Regions from separate parts of the Homo sapiens genome. Here regions 1 and 2 are each linked to region 3. A link is an interaction called in ENCODE POLR2A ChIA-PET data of the cell type or tissue named here. Cell type or tissue: MCF 10A. All regions are shown on one strand. Region 1 overlaps BABAM2 (BRISC and BRCA1 A complex member 2). Region 2 overlaps BABAM2 (BRISC and BRCA1 A complex member 2). Region 3 overlaps BABAM2 (BRISC and BRCA1 A complex member 2).

The links. ChIA-PET counts read pairs that join two places held together with the same protein. Peaks named below come from ENCODE experiments on the same cell type or tissue, not always from the same donor. Only the 100,000 strongest peaks of a DNase experiment are listed, where the experiment ranks them.
Region 1: POLR2A ChIA-PET joins it to region 3 with 5 read pairs; 2 of 35 experiments call an interaction of 5 or more read pairs at or near these places.
Region 2: POLR2A ChIA-PET joins it to region 3 with 5 read pairs; 2 of 35 experiments call an interaction of 5 or more read pairs at or near these places.

Annotation. Positions count from the first base shown.
Region 1 is chr2:28,034,897-28,039,896 of GRCh38, forward strand. The region is part of intron 5 of BABAM2 (BRISC and BRCA1 A complex member 2); the gene reads left to right. Among named protein-coding and RNA genes, the nearest start is that of MIR4263, 41 kb to the left of the region's middle. In MCF 10A, no CTCF peak of the experiment used is centred here; no DNase peak of the experiment used is centred here.
Region 2 is chr2:28,332,346-28,337,345 of GRCh38, forward strand. All of the region lies in intron 11 of BABAM2 (BRISC and BRCA1 A complex member 2), which reads left to right. Among named protein-coding and RNA genes, the nearest start is that of BABAM2-AS2, 24 kb to the left of the region's middle. RefSeq lists a silencer at 3,723-3,923. In MCF 10A, no CTCF peak of the experiment used is centred here; no DNase peak of the experiment used is centred here.
Region 3 is chr2:28,247,317-28,252,316 of GRCh38, forward strand. All of the region lies in intron 10 of BABAM2 (BRISC and BRCA1 A complex member 2), which reads left to right. Among named protein-coding and RNA genes, the nearest start is that of BABAM2-AS2, 61 kb to the right of the region's middle. RefSeq lists an enhancer at 2,484-2,984. In MCF 10A, no CTCF peak of the experiment used is centred here; a DNase peak (open chromatin) is centred at 2,925.

The sequences.
Region 1 (5,000 bases), 210 kb before region 3:
GGAGTGTTTACCTTAATGTCGGGATTAACGTTAATGGGAAAATGTCTAGAACTATGCTGTCCAATACAGGAGCTTCTAGTCAAACATGTGACTATCGAGCATTTGAAATGTGGCTAGTCTGAACTGAGATGTGTGCACGTGGGAAATACACACCAGAGTTTGAAGAATTAGTACAAAAAAACTCATTAATGATTTTTATGTTGATTGCATGTGGAAATGCTAATATTTTAGATATATTGGGATGTATTATTAGCTTTTCACCTGTCTTTTTTTGCCTTTTAAATTGTGACTATTAGAAAATGTTAAATAATCTTAAATTATATATATGGCTCACATTTGTACTTTGCATTATTTTTCTTTCAGACAGCACTGGTCTAGCGTGATAGGAGAGGAGGGCAAGAGTTGCTAAGAGAAAGATAAAAATATCTGGGGAGCCTGGAAGTGGATGGCCTTTCCCCTACTGGCATGAGGATGTAGTAGGTGCTCTGGTCATGCCAGTCAGCCATATATAGCAGGGCATGCAGGGACCTTCACCTATAATCTCCCTTTAATTTTTGCTGCTTGGGAGTTATGTCCTGATGGCATTTGACATGGGGATTAACATGTGGTGGCTCCTTTGAAAAGGGTGTAGTGTGGCGGTCAGATATGCTACAGTATACTCCAAGGAATTGACCATATTTGTTTAGTTTTGTTTTTAACCACACGGAACTGTTAGGAGTTGGACATTATGTAAAATAAATGAACCATGACAGTGTCTCCCTTTTTAATTGTCTTTGTAATGGAATTTGTTGTACTGAATTTTGACTTGCATGTCAATGGAAATACTTAAGATCTTGCTTACAATAGCTTATATTTCTGGTTTTTAACCTTATTAATAAAAAGTAGTGTGTGGATACCTAAATTACTTTATACCTCAAAATATTAAAGGTGTAGATTATAACTTTTAAAATCATACTGATATTCCAAAGGAACTCTGTTACTGTTTTTTAAATAGTAGAGGTATCAGTAGGAAATTCAAGTTACTTTCAGCAGCAGGATGCATCAAGTGGAAAAGATCTTATTTTCAGGAAGCATACGAAACACAAAGGAAATCCTTTCCATTTCCTTTGCCTATACTTTTCAGAACAGCATGTGAGGAAGGACTCTAATTGCGCCCCCTTACTTATCTTTGTGAGGCCACTCATTTGTTCTGAACTGATGGGTGCATTGCCCCATCTCTTTGGTGGCCATTTAGATGTAGGGTGCACTCCTTGCACAGTGTTATCGCCATGAAGGAAATGGACAAGTGTTGTCCAAGGACCAGCTGAGGCGGGTTTTAATGCCTTTTTTTCATGTACTAAAAGGCAAAAGACAAAAAGAATCCTACATTTCAAGTATTCTGTACGAAAACTCTTAAGGTGTTTAAAAAATTGTTTTCGGAAATGTACAAATGATGCAAGCTGTTTCCTTCCTCAGAAAAGAGTTTCCTAGTTTTTCAATTATTTTCAAGAATTCATGGTACCATTAACTTATTTACTTCAAAGAACTGTGGAAATGTGTTGATTAGATCAGGGAGGCTTAACCTAAGCCAAACAGAATTCTTCCCTGGGAATTTGGAGTTAGTACTGAGGGAGTGAGATTGGTCTCTGTATGAGTAATTGGTCTGTAACATGTAAATCTGGGAACTTTTTTCTAATAACATCTGGTCAAAAGAATCAGAAGCTGGCAAATAGAAAGGAAAATGAAGTACAGAGACAGCAGAGACAAGAGACTAAGAGAAAATTCTGTGGGTATTAGAATCCTTGGAACTGAGGCCATGCTATGTTTTTATCCTTAGGTTTCATGAGATCCCTCATATCCTTTCAATAAATTCTCTTTTGTTTGTTCAAATTAGTTTGAATTGGAGTTCTGTCACTGGAAACTGAGTGTCCCGATTAAATTACTTCCAAAGCGTCCTGTGAATATCTCTGTCAAAACACTTACCATGTCGTACTATTTTGTTTAATTGCCAGTCTAGTCAAAATAGACTTTAAGTTCCTTGAGGACACATAGACTGTTTTGTCTTAAGTTCTCCATTATCTAGCCTAGTACTTGGCACAGTATGTGCTCAGTAAATATTTGTTCAATGAATGAATGAATGAATAATGCATGAATTGTGGACATTTTATTATATACGCTTTTAGTTTTTTTTAAATTCCTTAAAATTTTTTCGAATGGATAAGGTATTCATATTATTCAAAAATCAAAGTCTATGTAAAGTAATATAGTGAAAAGTCTCCCTCCCATCTTTGTCCTTTGTCCACCCAAATCATACCACTTTCCTCCTGTCCAGGTAAGCACTAATATAAATTTTTTCTAGTATAGATTTTCAGAGTTAGTTTGTACATATATAAGCAAATACTAATATATATTCCCCCTTTTTATGCAAATGGTAACGTATATTATGCACTGTTTTGGATCTTCCTTTTAACTCAATATAGCTCAGAGATTTTTTCTGTATAAACATATATAGAACTCCCTCATTCTTTTTTTACAATTGTATATTATTACATTGTATAATTGAATTATTATTACATCTGAACTCTATTATTGGATATTGTTTGCTTCTAATCTTTTGCTATTACAAACAATACTGTAATAAATAATCTTGTATATATGTCACTTTGCATGTGTTCAGGTATGTCTGTAAGATAAATAATTAGAAGTGGAATTACTGGATCAAAGATTATGTGTTCATAATTTTATTGTCAAAGTAACTTCCATAAAGTTTATACAGGTTTATTAAACCAGCAGCAATATATGAAAGTGGTTGTTTCTCCACAGTATTGTCAACAGTATATTAAAATATTTGTAGATTTCTGTCAAGTTGCACTTTTTGTCACGGCCAAGTAGCTCCTGTTGACCTAACTCTTCACAACAGCTCAGAGCTCCGAGCAAAATATAGAGCCATTTGCCTGAAAACACTAGAGAGTGATCAAAGCAGGCAGATACTGGATGGACATTGATACTTGGAAGAAGGGAAAGCAGAGCCTTGATATTATGGGATAGTATCAAAATGTTTAATATATAAGAAACGGGAGTCCTAGAAGGGGAAGAGAAAGGGAGAAGGCAGGAAAGTATTTGACAAAATAACACATTTCCAAATATGGTGAAAGACAGAAATTTACAGATTCAAGAAGCTCAACAAACCCCATCTGGGATAAATGCAAGGAAAAACTAAAACAAAACATTATAGTAAAAATACTGATAACCAGACATAAAGAGAAAATCTTAAGTAACCAGAGAAAAATTATGCTTTATGTACAGTTCCCTCTCACTGCTTTTCTTCTTTAGACTTTTCCTGCCTGGTGTTATTTATTTTTCCATGTGGTCTTTTGACTTAGCTTTAAAAAAAATTCCCTCCAAGTAATGAGCCCCCAACCCTAGATGGTTCATTTCCTCCTGGAATTTGCTCTCAGAGCACTGTGCCCTTTGATAGCATTTATCACAGGTTATAATTTATTTTATTTATTTTGTATTTTACATTCAGGGGGTACACGTACAGGGTTATTACAGGGTTATGTTGTGTGATGTTAAGGTTTTGGTTTCTATTGATCTTGCCACCCAAATAGTGAACATAGTACTCAATAGGAAGTTTTTCAGCTCTTGTCCCCTTTCTTTCCTCCCTCCTTCTGGAGTCCCCAGTGTCTGTTGTTCCCATCGTTATGTGTGTGTGTGCTCAGTGTTTAGCTCCCACTTATAAGTGAGAACATGTGGTATATGGTTTTCTGTTTCTGCATTAATTTCCTTAGGATAATGACCTCCAGCTATATCCATGTTGCTGCAGAGGACATGATTTTGTTCTTTTTTAATTTCTGTGTTGTATTCTATGGTGTATATGTACCACATTTTAAAAATCCAGTTCACCACTGATGGGCACCTAGGTAGTTTCCATGTCTTTGTTATTGTGAACAGTGCTATAATAAACATATAAGTGGAGGTGTCCTTTTGGTAGAGCGATTTATTTTCCTTTGGGTATGTACCCAGTAGTAGAATTGCTGGATCAAATGGTAGTTCTATTTTTAGTTCTATGAGAAATCTTCAAACTGCTTTCCACCTGCCTGAACTAACTTACATTCCCACTAACAGTGTTTAAGTATTCCCATTTCTCCACACAGGTTATAATTGATAGGAGTGATTATTTTGATTGATATCTGACTCACCTACTAGACTATAAGCTCCAAAAGGGCAGTGGTCCTGTCTCTTTTACTCACTAGATGCCTAGCGGAGTGCCTGACACATTTTAGGCCCTTAATACATACTCGTGAATGGATGAATACACCTTGAGTCTTGAGGTTGAGCTCTGTGACTCTTTGTTACTCTCTCAATAACTGTAGGCAAGTTTCTTGACTGTTCTAGGCCTCAGTTTTTTCATTTCTAAGTATAAATGAATTGTATCTACCAAGCAGGGTTTTGGGATAATTAAATGACATATCTTAGAAAACATTTTGTAAATTATAAAATTCTAGTTAGACTAACTTTGACTTTCCTTTTCACATTTAGTGTATATGTATGCATGTGCTAAGGAACAATCTCCAGATTTAGGCTCACTGGTTTTCAGAGTCCATTTGAAGAATCAGCCTTACCAGTTTGTCACCCAGCTAAAGTTATAATCACTTGAGTGTTTCTTAGCTTTTAGCTGTCTAAGTGGTAAGAGCAGTCAATTTCAGATAAAAGCTTGTTTGTTGACAAGGGAAGTGCCTCTAAGAAAGGAAGTAAAATTTTCCCTTACAGAACAACCTGAACTTGGACTCCATTCTGCACAAAATGTCTACCTGTCACTTCTAAAAGGAGAAGAAAACTGTCACAGCTGTGATTACCAAAAGCAAAGCTTAGACTTAATAAATTGCCAAAACTCAGAGTCTTGTTAGTTTAAGTTGCTTGCCAACGTACTATAACTTGAAAAAAGGAAAGATGCACATATTTATTGCTAATGCTGGGGAAATTGCCATTAAGACAGTTGGCAGAAAGGCTGACATTTT
Region 2 (5,000 bases), 85 kb after region 3:
TGAAGAATCAGGACACAAAAGGGTTAAGTGGCTTGCTCAAGATCACATGGATGATATCTCAGACCATAACTGGGTGGTCATAAGATCATTAAGTAGAAATCATCCTGTTACAGGTGAGGAAATGGAGTCCCAGTTCTGGATGACACAATGAGCCAGGGCCCGGGCTAGAGCTGTGAGTCCTGTGCCTCCTAGTGCAGTGCTCTTTCCACTTCCCCCACTGCCTCCCCTTGACGATGCATGTTGTCCTGGACAGAAGGAGAGCTGTTTGAGGACCAGGCCAACCAACACCCTGCTCTTGGCAGCCGGAGCCATGTGATTCCTAAATACCCTTCTAGGAAGAGCTGCAGCATCATCCCTGGTCAAGCCCTGACCAAAACTGCACACCACACACAAGGAGTACACCTGGTAGGTTTGGGGGCAGAAGACACGCAAGGGCTGGAGGTGCCTCTGGCTACAGAATTTGTCCTTTGATGCCACAAGGATGCCATGAGCAGCTCTAGACTGGATTGCAAAAGACACACAGTGTCCCATGACTTTGGCTGAGTATCCAAGCCTGAGATTGGCCATCTCTGCCTGCGATTGCCAGCTCAGTGTGATCAGTGAGAAGGGAGGGCCTGATCCAAGGAGCCTCGGGAAAGGCTGAACTGAGGACAAGGACCCTAGACCTCTCACAGGTTTCCCGCTTCGGCACACACGCGTTCTTCTGGCTGTTTCCACAGACTCAGAGCCTCTTCCCCTTGGCCCCAGCGGGTACCCATGATAATAGTTGACATCTATTGATCATCTCTTATGCCAGGTACCATGCCAAGCGCTTACCCAGACCATCTCATTCACTCCTCACAAGAACCCTTTAAGGTAGGCAGTTACTCCCGCCTTTTAGATGAAGAAACTAACGCTGCAGTCACTTGCCCTCATGATCAACGAGTAAGGAGTGTGGCCAGGCCTCGAGCCCAGTCCGCCTGGCTCCAGAGCCTGCCCCGCACAGGCTACCCTCACCTTCTACAGCCCACCGGCCTTAGGACCCTCAGTTATGGCACCCTGCTTTGTAGGTGAGGGAGCTGAAGCCCAGAAGAGATTTACCCTGGGCCCAAGGCCCACAAAAGTAGACCCCCTGACTCCTGATTCAGTTCCCTCCACCATGCCATGCCTGTGAGCTGAAGCCTGGGCCAGCCCTGCTTCTGCTCTGAATTCATGGGAAACCTACCCAGTCCTTACGTTTTCTTCTCCTAACTGAGACTCCTGGGTTGGACCGAGTTGTAATTTTATGAAACCCTGAGCAGAGAGACTGAGATCAGTGAAGAGGGACTGAACCTCATTTTGCCCTCAGGCATATTGAGCTCTAATGCCATCTAAAAATAGATTCCCTTACAGTGTGCATTCAGTGAGGAGCTTGACACTCAGGGCCCTCTCCTGTGGGCCCCACTTGGCCAGTTAATGGGGAGGTGAGAAGACTTCACTATCCCCTAGAACACGCTTACACTTTTAAAGCTTACTACATACTTTGTCTCTGGGTCAAAGGTTTTTTCAAAGATGACAGATACCTCTTGCCATTAGCAATCTGTACTCTGGGCAGCTCTCCATTTTCTCTGATAAAAAGTGAAATAAATGAAAACAGCGTTTTAAAAAATCTATAAATGGGTGGGAGCCAGTTGTCATTTTCCCTTTCCCCCTCCTCCCACTCCGTTAACTAACTTAATGAGGATCCAAGTTGAGAGGCACTCGCCGAAAACAGCTGGTAGCATCATGCCTTTAAATAGCCCTCGCCACGCTTCCCCTTGGCAGCACGCAGTTGGCCCTGGCAGGGAAAGCCCAGGACAGAACAGGAAACTTTAGAACTTTCTAAAAAGAAAAAAGCTTGCCTTTAAAACGTGCTCCCTTCTGTGTAAGGAGCTTGCAATGTTGTAGCCCCTTCCCCTAGAAGTTTACAAGGAAAGACTAAGCTGATGAGGCTTGCCTCGGGACCCAGTGTGACTCTGGGCCTGGGGAGGTAAGTGGAGGGCTCCCCGGACCCGACCCCTGCCCAGCTCAGGCCAGCGTCCAGGGCAGCAGTGGCTCCAGCACCATCTGCTCATCAGGCACCTGTGGGGGCTATAGTGCAGCTCAGCTGCAGCCTCTCCCCTTGATGTTCGTAGCTGTAAGGTCAGGGAAGGTGACGTCCTCACCTCTAACTTAGGGAACATTCAGCCCTCCCTGAAAGTGGTACTGGGATGGGCCAGACTCCACAGTGCACATCAGGCCAGAGTCCATGCAGCAGAGGTTGGTGGCAGCCTGTCGATCTCAGACCCTCTGGAGAAGCGGGGCCACAAGGCTCTCTCCGGCCGCACTTCCATGTTGCTGGGGAAATAGCAGCAGGTGAAACATATGGAAGGAATAAGTGGCCCTCACGTCTGGGTGGCAGCCAACAGTTGACTGTCTCCTCCCACACACTGTCCCATGCGAGTGTGGCATCAGGTGGCCTTATCACCCCTACTGTTCGTAAGGGAACAGAGCCCAGGGCTTCTCCTGCCCTGCCCGGCCTTGCCTAGGTCTGGAGCTCTGTCACACCACAGCACCCCTTTTGCATTAAGGGTGACTGTGGCGACTGTGGCATGGTGCCGTTAATGGATAAGGGCTTTGAGGTCCTGAGTGCCAGAGAAGGTGGCGGTTTGGCTGGCTCAGGGCTGTGCTGATCACAAGTGGATGGAAGAGGGTGCTTTTTCTTACTAACTGTTGGCAAAGTTTGAAATTTGAGAATGGACTAAAGTGTTCTTCCTTAGTACCTAAATATTGTACCTGTTCTCTTTCTGGAGCTGCTGTCTCTCCCACCTTCTTTTTTTTTTTTTTTTTTTTTTTTTTTGAGACAGAGTCTGGCTCTGCCGCCCAGGCTGGAGTGCCATGGTGCGGACGTGATCTTGGCTCACTGCAACCTCCGCCTCCCGGGTTCAAGCGATTCTCCTGCCTCAGCTTCCCAAGTAGCTGGGACTACAAGCGCCCACCACCACACCCGGCTAATTTTTATATTTTTAGTAGAGACGGGGTTTCGCCATGTTGGCCAGGCTGGTCTTGAACTCCTGACCTTGGGTGATACACCCGCCTCGGCCTCCAAAAGTGCTGGGATTACAGGCATGAGCCACTGCGCCCAGCCTCTCCCGCCTTCTTAAACAGCTTGTAATGGACATACTGTAACTGCTTCTTGCAAGCTCGTGGTCATCATTAGTTACATTAAAGCCACAGCCCATCACCAAGTGCTTTCTACACTGAGCCAGGCCTAGTGGTCACTGGGAGCAGGATGTGCTCCCGCTTTCCAGGGGCTGGCAGATAAGACCTGTGCACATGGGACAAGTGCCCCAGAAGAAGCACGGACAGTGTGCAGGGAGATGACCTCCTGGGGACCAGGGGAGACTTGATGGAAGCAGGAGTATTTGTCCTGAGCATGAATAAGCCCAGAGGTGGCAAATGGCATGTGTGAGGAAGAGCAAGTAGTCAAATGAGAAGAAGGGAGAGGCAGTAGATCCAGGGCTCGTATCCTGGACCGTGGCCAGCTCAGGGGGGTCTGTGACATCCCCGGGTTGCTGTGGGGCGTCTTACCTGCAGTTTCTCTGAGGAGAGGATCCTTCACTTTCTTAGCTTCTCAAAGGGTCGCATGATCTCAAAAAATGTGATAGAGGAACAGAATAGATTTTCTTCCTAATGACTTGGAGCCAGATAGAGTCATTGAATGCCAGGCTGAGAGTTTGGAGGACATTAAGGTCTTGGTCAGGAAAGGGACAGAGACTCACACTGTAAGAGAATCAGTGTAGCTGCAAACATAGGCAAAGGAGGCCTCATGTCCAGGGGAGAAGCAGCTTCTGCAGCAGTGCCATCGAAAGATAAGACAGGAGCTATGGGAGTCACTACGGATGGAGGGACTTAGCGGCAGGAACCTTGAGGATGAATTCACCGTAGGGGTTTAGGGAGAATGGAAACTGGTTCGGAAGGAAACTGAAGGTTCTGTTACAGAAAACCAAATTGGTCAGAGCATTTTCAGATACATAAAAGTGATGAAAACATCCATTTGGAACACTAGTTTGAGTTACAGAGTGACAGGTAGGGTGTCCCACAGGTGGTTGGAGACGTGGGACTGGAAGTTTGAGGGGAGGGAGGGCTGGGCTAGCGGTGCTGCAGGACCAGGAGTTCCCACCTTGCTCTGTGTGACCCCAAGGATGATGGCGCCTGGGAGTGCCGAAGGAGGGGCAGGGAGAGGTAGAGAGAGGCAGGACAGCTGTGGCACCACATGTCACAGAAGTCACAGGGAAAGAGAGCTTCCAGAGAGAGGAGCTGACGTTTCAGTGCTGCAGAGGCCATGGTGGAGGCCAGCACTGAGAAAGAGCTGGAGCATTCCAAGGCCAGATTGGAAAGAGGGCTGCAGTTGACTTGAAGGGGGCGGGCAGCCGGTGGCACCAGCCGCTGCATTTGCTCTGCTCCAGAGACAACTCCAGGGCCTGTCAGATTGCGTGGGGCTCTTTGCCCTATGGCACAGGATCCCCGGTGAGTGCTCGTGCTTCCTGAGCAGTTTTCTGTTCTCTTCTCACTGCTGCTGTGAATCTGCCTCCTACCCTTGGGTTAGCTCCTCCACTCCAGATTTGCTGCTTCTGATCTCCTGGGAGCTGGCAGCTGGTAGAGCCAGGCTCAGTAGGACCAGATCCTAAATGAAATGGACTGTGGGAGGTTCCCTGTGGGTGAGGCGATGAGACCTTTGCAGTGCTGAGGGTGACAGGTCTTGGTGGCCCTGCCTGGTTCTTGCCATTGCTCTGAGGTGAGATATCTGGACACGTAAGGTGTCACTGTGATTGTGTGGGTGTCGGTGGGGCAGGGCTAGAAGGCAAGCCTGGTGACCAGGAGCACGGGTGCCCACCTCCTTCCTCTGCAGCCCCTCCCTTCTCCTCCCCTCACTTTTCTCCCTCACCTCTCAGCTGACAGCAAGCTGCTGCTGGAAATGCCCCTCCACTGCCCCTTCCCTGCTGCATGGACTGTGGCCCGCG
Region 3 (5,000 bases):
TAAATTATTTTCACCCATTTCCTTTTTTCTTATCTAAAATATAGGACTTGCTACCTCGGAGTGAAGCTTGGTTAGATAATGTGTTTTACTTAGTCATGCAGTTAAGCATCTGACACTTACCTTCCTTTGGAAGCATCTGCTGGCTTGGTTACAATGCCCAAGGGACCACTTGTTCCTTTTTCTCCCTTCCATGAAGATGGGGAGGGGAATATGAGGTGGCAGAGACTTAACAAAGAACATTGCAGTGAATTATTCTGAGATCTCAAGAGGTGAAAAGGAGGAAGGAAGTGCCTGGAAATAGAGCCATTCCCCTGTGGCTGCCTCTACTACTTCATGGAGGTTGAAGACCTAGCAGGACATGAAATAGCATCTCTGTTCTCCCCTTCCTCCCTATTCTCCTCGGGCCCAGGATAATTGCTATTGATAGGATAGCTCCTGGCAATAATTATGTGCATTTTGGATGCTAGAGGAAAGAGGCACTCTTCTTGAGACAGACAGCTCTGACCTCAGACTTTGCCAGACTTTGAAAAAGCAGATTGCCTTAAGGAAAAGCATTGCACAGATTCTGGGATCTCTCAGGAGGTACTGCAACATCCTGGCATTCTGGCAGTTCCAGGAGTGGGGACTGTGGCCATGATTGTGGCCATGGAGCATTTCCATCCACTTATTCCTTCCTTACATCATTCATTTTCAGCATGTCTCAAATCTTGGAACTGTAGCAGGATCAGAAACTTGCTCCCATCCAGAAACTATTTTTAGGAAACTTTCCTGGCCATCATCTAAGAATTATTCATAGCAGTTGTATAGGCAATTCCATATTTGCCAAATTATGCTTACCTCTGGAGGTAGATGTTACCTTTAAGCTAGTAGCTTTTGTTTATTTTCTTTTTCTTTTTTTTTTTTTTTTTTTGAGACGGAGTTTTGCTCTTGTTGCCCAGGTTGGAGTGGAATGACGGGATCTCGGCTCACTGCAACCTCTGCCTCCCAGGTTCAAGCAATTCTCCTGCCTCAGCCTCTCGAGTAGCTGGGATTACAGGCATGCGCCACCATGCCTGGCTAATTTTGTAATTTTAGTAGAAACGGAGTTTCTCCGTGTTGGTCAGGCTGGTCTCAAACTCCCGACCTCAGGTGATCCACCTGCCTCAGCTTCCCAAAGTGCTGGGATTACAGGCGTGAGCCACCGCGCCTGGTCCACTAGTAGCTTTTCAGAATGCAGCGTGGCAAGAGAACCAGATAGCAAGGCGAAGTAACAGAACAAAAAAAATCCTCTGGGGAAAAGCTACATGCTTTTTTTGTGGGTCCCAGTCAACTGCACTGTAAGTAGACACACAAGGAGGCAGCTGTCTACAGGAGCAGAGTTGCTGCTTAGAAGGGGAGACAATTGAGTATTGAGATTTGTGACTGTATGACAAGCTGTCTTTTTCCATTACCTATAAATCTTTGGTAAATGACCCTTTGAGTCATTCAGCCTGGACTGTAGGCCTTTTCTCCCTGGTAAAATTCCTGTTAGACCAAATCTGACCACTTTTTTCTCTTGTTTTCCTCTACCTCCAACTTAACTGAGTTCTGAGTTTACTAAGAACCTACTGCATGCTCAGTACTATGCGAGGTATTAGGGGATATAAGTATATAACTCAGAGTTGACCTTAAGATACTTACAGTAACATAGCACAGAAATTAGAAAACTACAGCCTGTGGGCCAAATCCCGTGTCAGCCTGTTTTTATAGGGCCCTTGAGCTAAGTATAGCTTTTTGTTTGTTTGTTTGCTTGTTTTTTTTTTTTTTTTTGGAAACAGCGTCTCACTCTGTTGCCCAGGCTGGAATGCGGTAGTGTGATCTTGGCTCACTGCAGCCTCCGCCACCTTGAGTTCAAGCGTTTCTTCTGCCTCAGCCTCCCGAGTAGCTGGGACTACAGGCATGTGCCACCATGCCCGGCTAATTTTTGTATTTTTAGTAGAGACCGGGTTTCACCACGTTACCCAGGCTGATCTTGAACTCCTGGCCTCAAGCAATCTACCCGCCTAGGCCTCCCAAAGTGCTGGGATTATAGGTGTGAGCCACTGCACCCTGCCCTAAGGGTAGCTTTTATATTTTAAAAGGATTCTTAGAAAACAGAAAGAAGCAGAAGAATATGCAGCAGAGACAGTATATGGTTTGCAAGACCTAAAATATTTGACCCTTCACAGAAGTTTGCCAACTTCTTGTCTAGTTGATGAGAAAAAAGATTAGGTCAAGGTGAAGTACAATGGTATGCATTTTTAAAACAAATATTTTATGACTTGTCTACTTTATGCAAGACACAGTTATATGAGAGAGGCTCATATGTTATATGTCTTGGTCTGGGGGAGGTCTTCTTTCTCTCTCTCCAGACTGGAGTGCAGTGGTGCAATCATGGCTCACTGTAGCCTCAACTTCCTGGGCTCAGGTGATCCTCCCACCTTAGCCTCCCAAGTAGCTGGAACTATACATAAGCGCCATGACGCCCAGCTAATTTTATGTAGGGACGAGGTTTTGCTGTTTCCCAGGCTGGTCTCAAAACACCTCGGGCTCAAGGGATCCACCTGCCTCAGCCTCCCAAAGTGTTGGGATTACAGGCATGAGCCACCACACCCAGCTTCTTGTCTTTCTTAATGAAGTCTAATGAGAAAAACAGACAATAAAGACATAAACTTAACAAATATATACATTCAAAAGGTGACAAATAGCGTGATGGAACAAAGTAAAAGGCTATGAATAGAGAATAAGAAGGAGATGCTGTGAGGAAGATGAGGAAGATGCTGTGAGGAGATGCTGTGAGGTCTTCCCTATGCTTCTATAGGGAAGACCTCCTATAGAGGGTGACATTTCCGCTGAGACCTTAGCAGTGATTCAGACAGCCAAGGAAGGCAATTCCAGGGAAGGCAGTCCCTGTGCAAAAGCCCTGAGCCCTGAGGCAGCAAAGAGCTCTGCTGAAGCAGGCGTGGCTGGAGCACAGTGAGTAAGGGGAAGGGCATTTGTTGAACTTTTTTTTTTTTTTTTTTTTTAGCTATCTAATATTGAATTACTTTCTTAGCGGTTTATTCTAGAGATTACAATATGCATCTTTAACATAATTGCCTTAAGATTAATAATACCTTCATTCTGGTAAAATATAGCAACATTGCTCCTTGTCCTCCCGCTTATTTGTTCTATTAATTGTCATATATATTACATGTATATATGTTATAATATAAACACAACAATATAGCTTTTTCTGTCATTACTATAAACAATCATATATATTTTTTTCTTTTTTTTTTGTTTGTTTGTTTGTTTTGTTTTTGAGACGGGGTCTCGCTCTGTCGCCCAGGCTGGAGTGCAGTGGCACGATCTCAGCTCACAGCAACCTCCGCCTCCCAGGTTCAAGCAATTCTCCTGCCTCAGCCTCCTGAGTAGCTAGGATTACAGGCATGTGCCACCACTCCCGGCTAATTTTTTGTGTTTTTAGTAGAGACAGGGTTTTGCCGTGTTAGCCAGGATGGTCTTGATCTCCTGACCTCGTGATCTACCCGCCATGGCTTCCCAAAGTGCTAGGATTACAGGCGTGAGCCACCACGCCCAGCCACAGTCTTATGTTTTTAAAAGAGAAAAAAAGTTATCTTTGGATTTTGCCCTGCACATTATTTCCAGTGTATCTTTGCAAGACTTTGATTGCTGTGTTCCTCCATTTCAGAGCTGTAGGATTGGGGCTGGGGTGGCAGTGTTTATTCAGTCTAATGAATGATAAGGTTCTTACTCTGATGTTTTTCTTTATTTTAAATGACTAATGTTCACACAGATGTCTTAGTATTATTCTTTCTGTATTTGTCTTTAACTATCTGTTTGTTCATTTGTTCATTCATTGGTTTTCAGTTGACATTAAGTAAAAGGAAAGCAATTATTTTGTTTTTCAGAGAACACAGTTTCTGGTAAGACTTTTTTTTTTTAAGCCAGAGGAAATCAACAACTTCAGACTAATTCTGGTAGTCATTTAAATAATTCTTTCCTTATAGGCCTGTAATCAAGGCCAATAAATTAGAAATCAGGACAGCTTTTGAAATTTTAAGTAAAAATCAGAAGCTTCTGTTTATTGCTACAAATGCTTCTGCCGAGCTCTGATTTTGTCAGGCTCTCCAATTCCTGGTATAACCAAGGAAATTATTTGCATTGATGTCGCACTGTCACCTCACCACTAAAACACAAAGCTGTCGTAGTAGCAGCCACTCAGTTCCTGAGCTAAGCGAGGTAGACTTTCATCTGCCCGCTATAGAAACAGTGTTTCGTCGTAGAATATTTAGCACTCAACAAACAAGATGGCTACTACATAAATCGGTAAAACCAAAACTGTGATGTTGCTCAAAACCTGCTTACTTTTTTGGATACAGTTCACATCTTTATATAAAGGAATATACTTGAAAAGCAAATCGGAATCAGTAAAATAATTAAAATTAAGAACCACAATGCTATGTGTTAGAATTTGTTTCAAGCCAAATCTATAGAAAGTGTAATATTATTTTAGAATTACCATGTTTACCTCATATCAGACATAAAGATTCTTAGTTTAATTTTATCATTTCTAGTATTAATAACTATCAGGCTAGGTGCAGTGGCTCATGCCCGTAATCCCAGCACTTGGGGAGGCCAAGGTGGGTAGATCACCTGAGGTCAGGAGTTCGAGATCAGCCGAAACATGGTGAAACCCTGTCTCTACTAAAAATACAAAAATTAGCCAAGTGTGGTGGCACCTGTAATCTCAGCTTCTTGGGAGAGGCTGAGATAGGAGAATCGCTTGAACCTGGGAGGTGGAGGTTGCAGTGAGCCGAGAACGTGCCGTTGCACTCCACCCTGGGCAAGAGGAGTGAAACTCCATCTCAAAAAAAAAAAAAGCAAAAAAACTATCAAAGCAACAGGAATGAAAATTAATTATCAACAAAATATCAAACCAGTCAGTTCTCTAATATTGTTCCGAATGATAAAAGAATATGGAAAAAGATAAAAGAAAA